Linked DNA regions of Homo sapiens: region 1 is linked to region 2. Evidence: chromatin loops called from intact Hi-C (ENCODE). Cell type or tissue: ascending aorta. All regions are shown on one strand. Each heading gives the region's core, and the rest is flanking DNA. Links, peaks and the distances in the headings are about the cores only.

What was found. Hi-C counts contacts between places; a loop is a spot of excess contacts. Peaks named below come from ENCODE experiments on the same cell type or tissue, not always from the same donor. Only the 100,000 strongest peaks of a DNase experiment are listed, where the experiment ranks them.
Region 1: it touches region 2 in a loop (2.9-fold over the local background); 2 of 110 quality-filtered maps call a loop at or near these places.

What each region holds. Positions count from the first base shown.
Region 1 is chr22:26,879,845-26,888,178 of GRCh38, reverse strand. LOC110091768 (a long non-coding RNA gene) reads right to left here. Exons shown (of 6, transcript NR_146604.1): 5 at 8,109-8,226; 6 at 6,394-7,405. It also overlaps the pseudogene RPL15P22. Among named protein-coding and RNA genes, the nearest start is that of LINC01422, 19 kb to the left of the region's middle. In ascending aorta, for the core only: no CTCF peak of the experiment used is centred there; DNase peaks (open chromatin) are centred at 668, 1,762, 1,938 and 3,028; H3K27ac peaks cover 3,847 bases.
Region 2 is chr22:27,209,915-27,218,248 of GRCh38, reverse strand. No RefSeq gene overlaps it. Among named protein-coding and RNA genes, the nearest start is that of LINC01638, 11 kb to the left of the region's middle. In ascending aorta, for the core only: no CTCF peak of the experiment used is centred there; DNase peaks (open chromatin) are centred at 3,858, 5,258 and 5,518; H3K27ac peaks cover 3,307 bases.

The DNA of each region.
Region 1 (8,334 bases), core at 26-8,025, 330 kb after region 2:
TGTGGCCAGCCAGCTTCTTTTTATTCAGTTAGTCAACCATATAATTTACCTTCCAAACCAGGCCACTTTGGAGAAAGGAAGAGAATGCTATTAATCAATAAGCCAGGACAATAGGGACTACCTGGGGTAGACCAAGATGGGCAGTCACCATACACCATCATTCCTGCCACAGAACCTTTGCACATGCTGCCCTCCCTACTCCGCACTCACCTGTCTAATTGGACCTGAAGCTTCAGCATCCCTTCTTTAGGGAAGCCTCTTCCAATACACCAATTTAGTCAGATCCCTTGTTAAGCATTCTGCTACAACTTGTTTCATTAGGGGCACTAATTTAGATTTCTAAATACATACTCAATTGTGTCTGTATTTGATTAACTCTCTGTTTTGAACAGGATATAAACTCCATGAAGTTAGAGACTGTGTCTCTTTTTGTTCACTCTTTATCCCCCACATCTGGCACATAGTAAAGCATTCCACAAATGCGGCATTGGAATGCATGAATAATTGCTGACCTCTCCCTGGAGGGCTCAAAATAGAAACCTTCTGATGTGAGAGGACATTTCAATGTGGTCTAGAAGAATAAGTAAAGAATTAGACTCCGGTCTGGCGGCAGCCATCAGATAAGCCAAGATGGGTGCATACAAGTACATCCTGGAGCTATGGAGAAAGAAGCAGTCTGATGTCATGCGCTTTCTTCTGAGGGTCCGCTGCTGGCAGTACCGCCAGCTATCTGCTCTCCACAGGGCTCCCCGCCCCACCCGGCCTGATAAAGTGCACCGACTGGGCTACAAACAAGGCCAAGCAAGGTTACGTTATATATAGGATTCGTGTTCGCCGTTATATATAGGATTCATGTTCGCCGTGGTGGCTGAAAACGCCCAGTTCCTAAGGGTGCAACTTACAGCAAGCCTGTCCATCATGGTGTTAACCAGCTAAAGTTTGCTCGAAGCCTTCAGTCCGTTGCAGAGGAGCGAGCTGGACGCCACCATGGGGCTCTGAGCGTCCTGAATTCTTACAGGGTTGGTGAAGATTCCACATAAAAATTTTCTGAGGTTGTCCTCATTGATCCATTCCATAAAGCTATCAGAAGAAATCCTGACACCCAATGGATCATCAAACCACTCCACAAGCACAGGGAGATGCGTGGGCTGACATCTGAAGGCTGAAAGAGCCCTGGGCTTGGAAAGGGCCATAAGTTCCACCACACTGTTGGTGGTTCTCGCCGGGCAGCTTAGAGAAGGCGCAATACTCTCCAGCTCCACCGTTACCGCTAATATAATTAAAGTTTGTAAAATTCATACCTAATAAACAATTTAGGACAGTCAAAAAAAAAAGAACGGGACTCCATGGAGAAGCGGATGAACAGCTTTCAAAGTGGAGGGAATTGCAGTGCGCAAAAGGAAATGTTGGGCCACAGCAAAAGCAGTCATAGAATGGCCTGGAGTTGAATAACTGGAGCACCAAAGTGTGGGAGTGAGCTGGAGGGGGCAGGTCAGGTTGGAAAGCCTTGAGTGCCCAGTGAAGGCCTGACTCTCAAAAAGCAACAGGGAGCCACGGAGGACACTTACCATTGGGTGCCTTTGAGGGCCATGGTGCTGGAGGTAGAATACAATCCCCACCTCCTCCAAGTAAACCTAGAGTCTGCTGGCAACAGCAGCTTGTTAAGCTTTTCTTACTTGGAACACAAATCTATTTTTTATTTTTCTTTCTAATTTTTTAGAGATGAGGTCTCGCTCTGTCACCCAGGCTGGAGTGCAGTGGTACGACCATAGCTCATTGCAGCCTCAAATTCCTGAGCCCAAATGATCTTCTTGTTTTTGCCTTTTGAGTAGCTGAGACTACAGACATGCGCCACCATCCCTGGTTAATTTTTAACCTATTTTTGTAGAGATGTGATCTCACTACACTGCCCAAGCTGATCTAGAACTTGTGGCCTCAAGCAACCCTTTTACTTCAGCCTCCCAAAGTGCTGAGATGACAGACAGGAGCCACTGTGTTCAGCCACAAATCTATTTTTAATGAAGGCTGGGCATGGGGGTGAGCACAGCCACATCTGAAGCACTTCTGTTCCCTGAAGGGTAGTTTGAGAACCACAAACACAAACATGGCTATTTTTTAAAGCTCTATCCAGGGCTTTCCCCATCAGCTATGGCCTACAGAAAGCAGTTGATGTACTAAGGTCACCCAGCCAGGAATCAAGCCCTGATCCTCAGTCCTGTGTCCTCCCATTGTGCTACTCTGCCTCCTGAGTAGGGCCCGGGAGAGGACACCAGTGGCCCTTCAGAGGGGGTCTTATCTAGCCCTGGAACCAGACAGAGCTATACCTGTCCCAAGTGATGGGCAGCTCTCACCATTCCCATGCACGCCAAGGGAGGGGGCAGAGCAATTGTCCTTGATGACCCAGTGTCCCCCCAAAAAATCACACCTCCCATTCCCAGAGCATTTCCTGTGATCCTTCTTCCAACTGAAACCCACATCAACTCTTGGAGCTGGTCATCATTCTTCTTTTTTATTTTAACAGTAAGGGAACTGAGGCTCAGAGAGGTTTGGTAACTTGCCCAAGGTCACACAGCTTGTGAGTGGCTCAATCCAGATTTGAACACAGATCTGACTCCAGAACTTTTTAACCCTGCACTAACCACTGCCAAAAGAAAAATAAAGTGTGTCCTGGGGAGAGCTCCCTTTCTCTGTGGAGACTTATAAGAAAGAAAAAAGGCAGGCATCTTCCAGTCTGAGATGAGTGGAAGAGAGTCCCACCAGACTCAGTGGAAGGACACGATGACTCCAATAGGTCTGCCATCCCTCAGATTCTATTTGCAGGGCTGTCCCTGTCAGGACAGATGAAGCATCATCCAGTTAGGCAGGCTGTCCACCTGGCTGTCAGCACAGCATCATTTATAATGCCTAAGCCATAACCAGGCTGTGATGAAGACTTCAGCCCTGGCTCCTCGGCAGGGAATGCAGTTGACTTTGGAACCAGCTGTCCTGGCATGCCCAGTACAGCAAATGTGGCTTAGACGTGAGCCCCAGTCTGAGGACTTAGGGTCAGCCACAACTCCTGCCACAGGCAATCTGGCACCGAGAGAGATGGTGGTGGCCAAATTGTTCATACGGGGCCATTTGTGTGTCTGAGAGCCGCAAGCGCTTGTCCAGTAGTTCAGATGATGGAATGTGTATTTCTCGTAATGGAAAGTGGAGTCCAACAAATGTATTCTTCATGACTCAAGACAGAGAATTGCTTTAAGAACTGGTCACTCTCTCACTGAATCTTCACAACAACCAACGAGGATGTCTTCTATGCCCCACGATCCCCACTTTGCAGTTGAAGAAACTGAGTGTCAGAGAGAGAAAAGGCCTGGTTGAAAACTCACCAGTGGTGGCCCAGAATAAGCTACCTTCCTACGTGGCAACCCACTGCTCAGCATACGAGGCTGCCGTAGCTGGAGCCTTCAGTCAAAGTTAGCCCCTTCCAGTCTTATTTCTGCATCAGGTTCTCCACTAAACTGTACATTCCTTGGGGACAGGGATCACATTGCTTTTAGCTCTCTACCCACGCATCCTGGGAAACAGTGGGTGTCCAAATGATTGTGATTCTCACAGTGTGTTGTACCCTAATTATTTATATGTATAAATTCATACTTCCACCAGATCAATCATTTGCAGGCTTATTTGAGCTAAAGAACCATAGTAAAATACAAAACAAATGGTGGTTATTTGACAATTATGCCAATGAAATTATCACAAGAGAGGGTATTATCCTACAAGGGATCCAGAGAGAGTTTTGAAATTTTCTGGTCCACAGAGGCTGCTGTCCCCAAGTCACTAAAAGAAAATGCTGAACAAGGAAACTCAGGGAAAAAAATATAGTAGGTATTTATGCATCCTCAATTATATGTCAGATATGGTGGAAGTGCTTCACATGTGTCAACTCAATATTTATCCCCAGAACAGCCCTAGAGTCAGTAATACATCCCTCACTTTATGAACAAGGAAACTGAGCCCCAGAAAGGTGGTATGACTTGCCCAAGGGCACACAGATAGTAGGTGGCAAAGCCAGGAGTCAAACCTAGGTCCGTCTGTGGGCCCTCCTGACAATCCTCCTCAGCCAGGTCCCCAAAGGGGATAAAACGCTACTGACCTCCAAAACTGAATAAGCTTCACAAACTTCTAGTCATTTATACGTTTAAACTATATTTTCTTGATGCCCATCTAAAGGTACTGAAGGGAGATGAATTTGACACCGTTTCTGCCCCCAAGCACTCACAATCTAGTTCAGATGAGACCAGTAACTCCATAAAATAAAGTGTGAGGATTCAGGGGCCAGAGAGGGGAGGCGGCTTTAATTCCTGAGTTTCAGTTACCTCACACACTGAGGAGATTTGGAGAGGCTATAATTTCAAGAGTTCCATTAAACACGAATGGTAAACAAATAGACATTTAAGAGACATTATTTTGGTCTTCTGTCCAAAGTACCTTACCTTCCTTAGACAAAAGAGTTGTTGAAACAGTTTATTAAATTGCGCTAGATTGAATTTCATTGGGTTGTGGGACTATCTTGTGCTGGGAGTTGTGCTGACTTGGATTGGCTTGTATTGGGTTGACTTAGGTGGCTGAGAAGTGGTCTGTTGCATCATGTTGAAATGTAATTTGTTGGAATTTGTTGGGTTCAATGGTTTTTGCTGAATAAGGTCAAGTTGAATGGGGTTGTATTGTGTCGGTGGTGAGGTTGTACTAAGTTGGGTTATGTCGGTTTATTTCAGTTGAATTGATGTGGATTGAATTGGGTTAAGTAGATTTCGTTGGGTTTAGTTGGCTTGGCTTGGCTGGAATGAAACTGATTGGTATCCATCTATTGAGAAGGGTGTAGAGCCATTTCCTGTCCAACAAATAGAACTGCTCTGGAAAGCTCTATATTTTAGGGCCAAAACCCACAATGGATGGAGCCATTTTGCATTTGAGGAAGTATGACCCAAATAAATGGTCTTTCCATCTCTGCTAAAATCTAGTTTACTGGCTGCAGAGATGGCAATGAGGTATTAGGGGGTGGATATTGCAAAGGTCACACGGTTTGTATGCAATTCTGGCATCTCTGTCGGTCCTATCCTATTCATCAATTTGCAAAGCATCATGGAGCTCTCTACATGTGCTGGATACTGAAGATCAAAGGATGAATAATGCCCCATTCCTGTCCTTAAGGACTTAATGATGCCACGCAATTACTGTTTACTATAATATTGTCTCCCTTGGGCAAACTCGTCATCCTCAAATCTGGCTACCAGCAAGACAATTGCCAACACTCTGACCCCAAGACATTGGAACAATGGAGAATATCCACAAGCACAAAAAATACTTTTGGTCAGGAGCGGTGGCTCACACCTGTAATCCCAGCACTCTGGGAGGCCGAGGCAGGCTGGTCACTTGAGCTCAGGAGTTCAGGACCAGCCTGGGCAACATAGTGAAACCCCATCTCTACAAAAAGAATACAAAGTTAGCCGGGTGTGGCATGTGCCTGTAGTCCCAGCCACTCAGTTGGCTTCAGCCTGTGAAGCAAAGCTTGCAGTGAGCCAAGATCATGCCACTGCACTCCAGCCTGGGCAACAGAGCCAGACCCTGTCTCAAAGACAAACAAAACAAAACATACTTTTTAAATAAATAAAGCCTCTAGCAAGTCTGATTAAGAAAAAAATGGAGAAAGGGAGTGAGAAGGGAGAGTTATACAGCATAAGTCTTTTAACTACAAAAACAGGAGAGCTTTTACAAATTATTTCAAAAATACTACAAGCAGACAGGGCATGGTGGCTCATGCCTGTAATCCCAGCACTTTGGGAGGCTGAGGCGGGCGGATCATGAGGTCAGGAGATCGAGACTATCCTGGCTAACACAGTGAAACCCCGTCTCTACTAAAAATACAAAAAAATCAGCCAGGTATGGTGGCAGGCACCTGTAGTCCCAGCTACTCAGGAGGCTGAGGCAGGAGAATGGTGTGAACCCGGGAGGCAGAGCTTGCAGTGAGCCGAGATCGTGCCACCACTCCAGCCTGGGCGACAAAGCAAGACCCTGTCTCAAAAAAAAAAAAAAAATACTACAAGCAGCATACTTACCAATACATTTGAAACTTAAATAAAATGATTTGAAAGAAATAAAAATGACCAAAGTTGGCAGAAGAAGAAAAAAATGTTAGACTTAAAAGTCTAATATCCATTAAACATTGTACAAAATCTATTATTATCCCCTCTCCTGACCATCGCACCTCATTCCCTGGGAGCTTAACATTTTATAAACCTGTTATGTCAGACCTTTAATGTACAGGTAAATCCAATAGTCTATGCATTAAAGAATGAGAAAGGTGGGGCATAATTCAAATTCATTTGAGGCTAATAAGACCTTTATACCAAAATCCACTAAGAATAATACAAAAGTAAAGAAATCTATAGAAAAATAGACATGAAAGTGTAAAATGGAAAACTAGGAAGTCAGGTTCAGTAATATTTTAGAAAATACATTATGAAAGGATAGGGTGAATCTAAGAAATGCAAGGATGGTTCCATATCAGAAAAACTTATTGTATAATACATCACATTAAATGAGAAATTCGCATAATTCGCTAAATCCATTCTGAAAAAATTTTGAAAAAATTCAATCCTCATTTATAATTCAAATTGTCATTAAAAGAAGGATTGAAGGGAACTTTCCAGGAGAATTTATAGATAAGGCTTTACGACTAATAAGAACACTCAGTGAGATTCCAAAATATAAGATCAGCATTCAAAAACCAGTAGTGCCTTCTGTTTCCAAGAAAGATATAATAGGTCACGGTAAGACAGCATGTGTGCTGACAGCTAGAAAACACTTAACACAGAAATAGTATTTTTAAGGGAATCCAGAACTGTGAAAGCAAAGAAAAAAAGTATAAGGACTACAGTTCCAGAATAGTAAGAACCGTTCAGAAATGGGCAGACAATTGGCTACTGCTGTTTCAGCCTGGAACATTGTTGATATTGGGCTCAGGCTGAGAATCTTCACTTGCCCAGACAGAGGGTAACTGCCCAGGGAAACCAAAACAGTGGAGTCCAAGGATGGGCAGTGGGAGTGGTCTGCCCCCGATGGCAGCCAACAGAGGCATGCAGAGACTGTAGAGAACATAAAAGCAATAGGCCGGCGCGGTGCCTCACACCTGTAATCCCAGCACTCTGGGAGGCCGAGGCGGGCAGATCACCTAAGGTTGGGAGTTCGAGACCAGCCTGACCAACAAGGAGAAACCTCTCTCTACTAAAAACACAAAATTAACCAGGCGTGGTGGTGCATGCCTGTAATCCCAGCTACTCGGGAGGCTGACGCAGGAGAATCTCTTGAACCCAGGAGGTGGAGGTTGCAGTGAGCTGAGATCACGCCATTGCACTCCAGCCTGGGCAAGAAGAGCAAAAACTCCGTCTCAAAAAAAATAAATAAATAAAACTAAACATCAATCTGCTTTTCGTTATCACCATGAGTTAGTAATTCTAAACAATTTCAGAGATGAAATACTCCCCCCCACCAATTATTTTTTATAAGTTCTAAACAATTGCTGTACTTAGTGTTAAGGTTTAGTCATAAATGTAAACTTCAAATTAGCACATTTTTAAACTTATCTTTTAATAAATATTGTATTTTACATGGAAGCTAATTCAGAAAACTCAATTGTATAGTCAGCTTTGACTATATACAAATTTGACCAAAGACATTCATTCAAAATTAAGTTCATAATGACTTAGAGTCATCTGTGCTTATTTGGGGTGAACTTTGTGTCTCTCACCTCTACACTACTCCATATTCCTTCACTTAAATAATAGATTTCAAATAAGCCACGGTAGTAAAGAACTTGAGTTACTTAAATTCCATCATTCTATATGAGGCCACTTGGAGTTTTTCCCTATGTTAAATTTTAAAACTGTTAAATTTAAAAATAGAGCATAGGCCGAGTGCGGTGGCTCACACCTGTAATCCCAGCACTTTGGGAGGCTGAGGTGGGTGGATCTCCTGAAGTCAGGAGCTCAAGACCCTCCTGGCCAACATGGTAAAACCCCGTCTCTACTAAAAACACAAAAATAGTCGGGCATGGTGGCACACACCTGTAATCCCAGCTACTTGGGAGGCTGGGAGAGAAGAATCACTTGAACCTGGGAGGTGGAGGCTGCAATGAGCCAAGATCACGCCACTGCACTCCAGCTTGGGAGACATAGGGAGACTCTGTCTCAAAATAAAAATAGAGCATTAGCTATAAGAAGTAATAGTTTTGTTTAGTAAGTACGAAGTTTAGTTCACAAGGAAAATATTGAATGTAAAGAGTACTTTAAA
Region 2 (8,334 bases), core at 286-8,285:
AAATAGAAACACAGGATGCTCAGTTAGATGTCAATGCCAGATAAACAATGAATTACATTTGTTAGTGTAAGTATAGCTTGTGCAATATTTGGGACACAGTTATCCCAGAAATTTTTCTTTGTTCCTCTGAAATTCAAATTTAATGGGGCATCCTATATTTGATCTGGCAACCCTCGATGTTGTAACAATAAAGTGAAATGGTGTGTACACATCCTTCACGGCGTGCTTCACCCCAGGGAAAGTGATCAGAGCCCAGTCACCATTTCTGTTAGTGCCACACCAGGAATACTAGATATTAAGTGCTAATACTAATTTGTTAATATCAATTACTATATTATTAATGATTATTCATATAGTTAATTAATATTAATCAGCACAAATATTAAAACTCATCATTTACTGAGTAGCTACTATGCTCCAGGCATGTCCTTCACATGACTTCATTGTCATCACATCACTCAATGTGGGAATGCCATTGTCCCCGTTTTATTGCTGAAAGTCTCAGGACTCCACAAGGTTAAACGTTGGTTACAGCTGTGACCTGGGTTGCTGATAGAGGAACACTGTTCTGAGTGCCTTGCAAGGGCTGCCTCCTTAAATGGCCTCATCAACTCTGTGAGTAGATACTATTGCTAAACTATTACTACGATCTCTGTTTTGCAAATGGGGAAACTGAAGACTAAGACTTGCCCAAGGTCACACGGGCTCATCAATGGCTGAATGAGGCTTCAAACCCAGGCAGTAGGCTGCCTGGCTCCATCCCTCCTCTAGGCTGCTTTATCAGCCACATGAATAGATAGAACGAGGGCAACTGTGGAGTGTGTCCCTAGAGGGAGAGCACAGGGCTACCAGGCTGTGGCAAGCAGCACACACAGGCACATTACCAGCTGTGTCCCATTTAGCCCTCTCAGCAGCCCCCTGTAAACAAAGACATCACTATTCCTATTTCTGATGGTATCTGAGGCTTCCCTGGCTGTATGCAGTGAGTTGGTGTCAGGACAAATGTTTACAGAGTTCCAGAGCTGAGCACTGGAGCAACTCGGAAGGTCAAGATAGGGTTCAGCCATTGGAGTCCAAGTGCCCACTTCTGCCTCCAACAGAGAAGCTCTGACACTTCCTGGCTGTGTGACCCTGGGCAAGGTACTCCACCTCTCTGATCTCGCATCTCCTTGCCTGTAAAAAGGGACTGAAAAAAAATACCTTCCTCTAGATAGAACTGTTGTAATCTTCAAATGACCCAATCCATGAAAAGCACTGAATATAGTGCCTACTAACAGAGAAACTGCAAAATAAATGTGAGTAGTTACGGTCATTTTTAGGCATCTGTCTTTGGGCTCCCTCAGTAGCAGAGCTTGAGATACAGACTTCAGGGCAGGTGGTTCCTTTGGGAGGTGAACTCAGGATGCCCCAGTAGAGGAGTAACCAGGGAGACAGGAAAAGAAGAGACCAATACAGAGTGTGTGAATGAGCAGGTGACTGCTGCCGGCACTTGGAGCACAGTCCTGCTGGGGAACTCTGGTAGGCTGCACAGAGCACACCTGGGAGTTGTCTCTCCCAGGGGTGAGGGAGTTGGGATATTTATCCTCCAACTCCCCTACATCTCTGGCCTAATCCCTTGCACATGCCCAGTGTACTCAGTGGGCCAGAGAAAGCCCCTGGGCAAAGGCAGTAGTAAAGTGAGTGGGCATGGGAAGGGTGAGGGACAAGCAGGCATGGTCAGGGCACCCACTACATCTTGACAGAATCTCTGGAAGATTTCAGTTAAAAAGCAACCTTCTGCTAAAATAATAACAATGACAACAACAATGGCGTTGACAACGATAATAATAATTCAGGTTGAAAACCAAGGATATGATCTGTCCCCACCCACCCCCATTCAGACCCCCAGACCAGTGTTCTCCTCCAAAGCTGAGAATGGGGTAACCAGCTGTCCAAAGAAGCAACCCAGATTTCCTTCGGCTCCAGGAAGGGCATGGAATGGCTCTCTGAGTTCTAGGAGTTGGTGCCACCGAGAGAGGAGGACATTGCCTGTCCTTCAGGCCTGTGCATCCTGCAGAGGCCGTGGTGCTAATTGCAAAGGTAGGGGACCCATAAAGCATTTTGGACGTCTGCTGGCAGCAGCTGGCTGAAGGCAAGACCTGTCAGGGACCAGCACTCAGCTTTGATTTAGCGTCAGAGTAGAGGTTTAAAAGAAAAAGGAGGAGGAGGAAGATTCCATTGGGTTGAGCGAAAATACTTGCTCTAAGTGGTTGGGCCATGAGTGTATCTGTCAACCTGGAACAAGAAGAGAACTACTATTTAGATAACTATTTGCTGCACCTCCCAAATGTCTGGGGCTTTACCTGGCTTGCCTCCTTGTGTCCCCCAACCCAGCCACTTAAGAATAGGTATTATTATTTTTATTTCCATTTCAGAGATGAAGGAGTGAAGGCTCAGAGGGGGAAGGTGACTTGCCCAGGGCTACACAGTGAGGAATGGTCAGAGCTGGGATGAGGACTTGGCACTGAATCCAGTGCTTATGCCAGCCAATAAGTAGACCCCTGCCTGACACAGGCTATGGGAATAAAATTTGTCTGAAGATGCACTGGGAGGCAGTGGAAGCTGATGGTTAGCTCAGGGCCTCTGGCATCAGAGTTTCTGCTTTATTTCCCAGCCATCCAGTTTTCACTAGCTGTAGGGCTAGTGAAGCGATGTACAGTCTCTGGGACTCAGTTTCCTTATCTGTAAAATGGGGACACAAGTAGTACATTCTTCCCTGGATTGATCTAAAAATTGAATGGCATCAAGGCTTTAGAGAAACTAATTGAGTCCATAAATATTCCATCAACTCTAGGGGGTTTGATAACTCACAGGAGGCTCTTGGAGGCAGAAAATATATGAGCTTTCAATGGTGGAAGCCCAGCTGTTGCATAGGTCAGATGTAAGAGACCAGTCGAATCTGGTTGCAGAATTCCATGCCCTCTTTAGCAACCTCCTTAAGGAGCCTCCTCCTCCCAAGATTGCTTAGAGGAAATTACAAGTCACTGCCCAGAGCGTGGTAGCAGACATCTTCCGCAGGGTCACGCTGTCACCACATAGCGTGATGGTTCTGTGCTAAGCACTTTACATACTTTATCCTACAGGGTCTTAACTACAACCCCTGAGTGAGATCTCTTAGCTTTGCCATTTTATGGGTGAGCAAGTAGAGGTCAGAGAGGCAAGATCCTTTGTTCAAATTACAACAGCTGGCAAGCAATGGAGGCCAGGATGGAGCTCAGGAGCCCAACGGTCCATCCACCATCACCTGAGCTAAGAAATGTGAATTTTTTTCCTACAAATACCCGAGGAAGGTACCGAAGACAGCTTCGTTGCCCTGGGCAGATGGTCACCGCTTGGCCCTGCCTGGTCACAGCTAGTCAGCTAGACTGGATGCTTCTTTGTTTTTCTACAGGACATTCATGTCTCAAGGGACACCAAATCTAGAGACTCCACACTCCACAAAACCTCCAGCCTAGTCCCCCAAATTCAACCACAGCCTCGTTCAAAATAGCCTGTCTCTGGAACACACTGTCCAGCTGCTCCAGACCTTGCAATATTCAGGAAGTCATCTATACCTTAAATAATAATAATAATAGAAAAGTAATAAAGAATGAAATCAAGTGACTTTACCCTGGATACCAGGCCACGTTAGCTCATGGCCCGGTTTTCTGGGTCAGGGACAGGGGTTGTGTGTGATACTCTTATGCAAGGCATTTGGCGGCAGAGAAACTCTAGTTCCTAAAGATTATTATTTTAACTAACCCAGTGTTGACGTGTCCAAAGGCAGCGGGAGGCTCTGAAGGGTTTTCCAAGAAAGCGTGTGTTTCTTGGGGTTATTTTTTCAGACTCAAGTTCAGGGAGGGGGCTGTTTTGCTCAACTCATGTTTCTGGAAAAACAGGCACTTGGAAAGAGTTGGCCAAGGCAGGCAGGATGTGGAATGGAGAGCTGTGGGCCTGCGGGGAGGGGACGGAGGAGGCAGCCGGGAGAAGGGCCGGCACCCTTTGCTCAGTCTCTTCTTGAGCTGGACCTTGGGAGCCTGGCCATCCCCGACCAAAGGAAGAGGCTGCTAGAAGATGAAAGCTGATTGCAGTCTCTGTGGCCTCACTCTTGAGAAATATGCTTCAATCACTTGGCCTTTCCCTGGAGCAGGGATGACGACAGAGGAGAGGTGGACAGACACCATCTTGGTTGGCTTTTAGGCCAACCAAGCCAAGGGTTGCTTCTCATGGAGTGCTGTCTAGATATCGCTGACTCATTGTGTGCCTCGGTTTCCCCTCTGGGCTCAAGAGCTTTGAGCATGCTTTGTGTAACCCAGTCCCTGCTTGTCCCTGCAGGTTCATTCCACGTCACTCTCTTCTTCACGGGCTGGGGTCCAACCCCACTCACCATCCCTCGGACCCCAGAAGGCCCACGGTCCTGCCAGCCTTGAGGCCTTCCCTTCTGCCTGGAACCCTTCTCTTTGCTCCTAACCTACCTCTGTCGTCTTCCTGGCACCACTTGAATATCACCTCCTCGGGAAGCCTTCCCTGATCTCCCAAACTGAGCCAGGGCCTCCCTTGTTCTAGCATTCTGTATTTCCTTGGAGCACATTTCATAATTTAATTCTATAATTCCTTTTCCAGTGTCTACCTCTCTCACTGACTCTGAGGCCCATGAGGAGAGAAACCACGTCCTTCTCATTTACTGTGGTTTCCTTGGCTTCTCGCCTGACATACAAAAGGTGCTCAGTGAGCGAATGGAAACACCTCCCAAGCAGGGCTCACAGCCGTGGGTGTCCCAACCCAAGTGCAAAGGCAGAGCTCAGATTTGTCCTGCTGGACCCCAGGACACCAGGCAGGTACCAGACAGGTGATGGACAGATGGAGATGAGTTCTTCTACACCTTCTTAAGATTATGCAGAAAGCCACACTCTAGGGATAAATATATCCCACCCACCTTCATTATATGGTGATCACCAGTCAAAAGAGGTCATGTGCCTCAAAAGAAAGGTCTTTATTTGGTCTGTGAAGACCAGTCATTCCATCCCAAGGACTCCCTTCTTCCTCAAGGTTCCTTTATTCCCTCGTGTTCCCTGGCTTCCTTTCAGAATCCAATGGGGACAGAGACTTCGACAGACTCCCCACAGGGTCTCATGAGGAGACTCCTGTGTGTTCTCACTTCTCCCCTGCTCCTGGAGCCATTGCTCCCCTGAGACCCACAACTCTTTCAAGCTCAGAGGTGAGTCATCCATGCATCACGTGTCTTGGTGAATGTCAAGTGTCTCCTGCTTTAGAGCCTTGAGCCCTGGACTTTGTTTTATGGGGTTTGGCTGTCTGGGGCCGCCGACGATTTCATCCATCAACTCAGGATCGCTCCAACACTAATGCTGAATTTATAGAAGTGGTTAAACAAAGTGTTGACAATAGGGACCGCGTGTTTCTGATTAACACTGCAATTCCAAGGGAAGCTGCCAAGTGTGGGGAAGTCAGTAAAACACAGCAGCGATTTCCCAGGCTCAGTGAGTTGGGGATTTGACATCACGGGATTAACAGATGTTGCGCAAGGAACTTGCAAAGCATTGGGAGGCATTGCTCGACAGAACAGCACAGGCTTATATACAAACCGGAGTTGTTCCTTCCTGTCTTTCTTCCTTTTGCTTTTTTTTTTTTTTTCCTGAGAGATTAAATCTGAATCCTCTTTCAGCCTTAAGAGTTTCCATCAGGAATTGCTGTCAGCTTCAGCAATGCTCCCAGAATCCTGTCCTTACTCCTTTCTGAGAGTGAACAGTAACACTGGCTAACATTTATCAAAAACTTACTGGGGTACCAGATACTTCTACAAATCATCTCCTGTCATCTGCACGGGGAAGCAGGGACTGTGATGATCTACACTTTAAAGCTAATGTTTTAGTCTGAAACGGTCGAAGACTCACAAGAAGTTGCAAAATCAGGACAAAGGGTTCTCAGGTTCCCTTCCCCCAGCATCCTCCGATGATAATATCCTATATGACCATAGTACATTGTCAAAGCCAGGAAATCAGCTTTGGTCCAATGCCACACATCTTATGCAGCTTGTATCCAGTGTGTACATGCATTTAGAAAAATAGTCCTATGATATTTTAGCACATGTTTAGGTTAGAGCAACCACCACCGCATGAGAATACAGAATTTTTCTCTCCCCTCGATAAAATTCCCTTGGGTTACCCTATCATAAACTTACGCTTTCTTCCGCCCTAAGCTCTGGAAGTCATTGAGCTGTTCCCCATCACTATAAGTTAGTCACTTTAAGAATGTCATATAAATGGAACTATACAGTATACAGCCTCTGAGGTTGACTTTTTTCACTCAGCACAATGCCCTTGAGATCCGTCCATGTGGCTAGAGGTATCAACGATTCATTTCTTCTTGCTGCTGGTCAGTATTCCTTTGTATAGATGTACCGTGCTTTATCTATCCACCTGTCGAAGGACATCTGGTGGTTTTCAGTTTGTGACTATTGTGGATAAAGTGCTACGAACATGCATGTAAAGGTTTTTCTGTGATGATCTGCACCCAGCAGATGAGGAGATGGAGGCAAGAGAGGGGAAGTGACTTGCCCAAGCTCTCATAGCCAGCACTTGTAATGAAGATTTGAACCCAGGTAGTCACTCCAGAGGCTTCATGCTTAACCACCTCCAAGACTGAAAATCTTGTAGGTAAGAATAATCAACCCTAAAAGATTAGTTAACACACCAGAAAGATGTGCTGTGTTTATCAGTGGATCCATTTTCTCACAAGAGTACGCCACATGCCCCTTGCAAAGACAGTTTAAGCATCAAAATCTGGAGTCAAAGTCTGGCCCTCGGCTTGGTATGTAGGGATCTTCCCAATCCAGCCTCTACTGGTCTTCAGTTCTCACCTCTTGCCATCCTTCTCTGGCTGAGCAGAATGCTGTTTGCTATTTCCCCTCAAACAGCCCCTGAGATTCCAGCCTCCTTGATTCTGCTCACACCATCCGTTTGCCCAAAATACCCCTCTCTCTATGTCCACAAACTCTCTTCTGTTAGTAGGTGCCTCTGTGGAAAGACTGGTCCATCCTCATCCCACTCCTCTGGAAGGTCTTGGCTCCCATGAATATTTATCTATTTCCATAAACACAAATATATCCATTAAGCAAAGCTTCTCAAGGGCCGAGGATGTGGAAGGCACTGAGCTGAAGCTTGGGAAGCAGAAATAAATAATCTATAGTCTGTGAGCTCAACTGTCAAGTTCCTCAGTCTGCAGACATAGAAAGACATACCGCATGGAGAGATGAATGGAGGGCAATGGAGGGGGAAAAGTGCTAGGCTTGGAAGGTTGGAGCCCCAGATTCAAGTCCCGGATGGCTCCTATCTGGTGGCGGAACCTCCCTGGACTTGTTTCCCACCCTCTGCTCTGTCTTTCTTACAGAGGGGCTATGAACAGGCATGGAGTTAATTCATGATGCAAACATACTTTCTCCCTGGGCTGGGCATCTGCAGTGAGGAGCTGGCCTCCTTCACTCGCCTGGGACAACCAGACCCAAGATCCCAGAGTCATCAAAAGCCAGTGCCATTGCAGCTGGCTGCATGGGAATCCGGGTGCTTCTTTGTCTGCAGGATGCATATCAGAGGACAGCGTCGGGTTGGAACAAGGGGAGTGAGAGAACAGAGGGCCCACAGGGAGGGACTGACCTTAAATGCGGCAGCTCCCTTCCGCCTTAGACCCAGAAACAGCCCCATCAGCCCCACACTCCCACCTGCAGCTCATCTTCCTCCAGGAACCTTTCATGCTTGTTCTGCATTTGATTTCCTCCCTCCAATGGCCTCCTGCTCCCCATAAAATTCAATCTCCTTTTGTTTTCAATTCAATTAAGGGCCAGTAATTCCACCCACAAGGCCACACATTGAAAGTGCAGTCAATAACCCGGCTGTGGTCAAAGGCAGACTGGCCTGAAGGGAGAGACTCACACAAGTCTCTTGAGTCCCAGCTGAGGAGTATTGGATGGGGCCTTGGGGAGAGAAAAGAGCCCCGATGGGAGTTAGTCTCGACTTCTAGGCTTGGCCGTGGCACCTACTCACCCATGACCTTGGGCAAGAGCTGGCCTCCCTGAGCTCAGTTTTCCCATTTGTTAAATGGGACCAAGAAAGTACTGTTTGTACTTTCTGCCCTGTTCTGACAGAGCTTGTAGCCCCATTCTGCCACTCACCCAAATATCATGGGTGTTATTTCAATACTAATTTAACGACTGATTACAAATATACCACACCCAGGAAGCCTGCTTGCAGGAACTTGTCCTCTAAAATATTTGTGCATTAGTTGGGTGTGGTGATATGCACC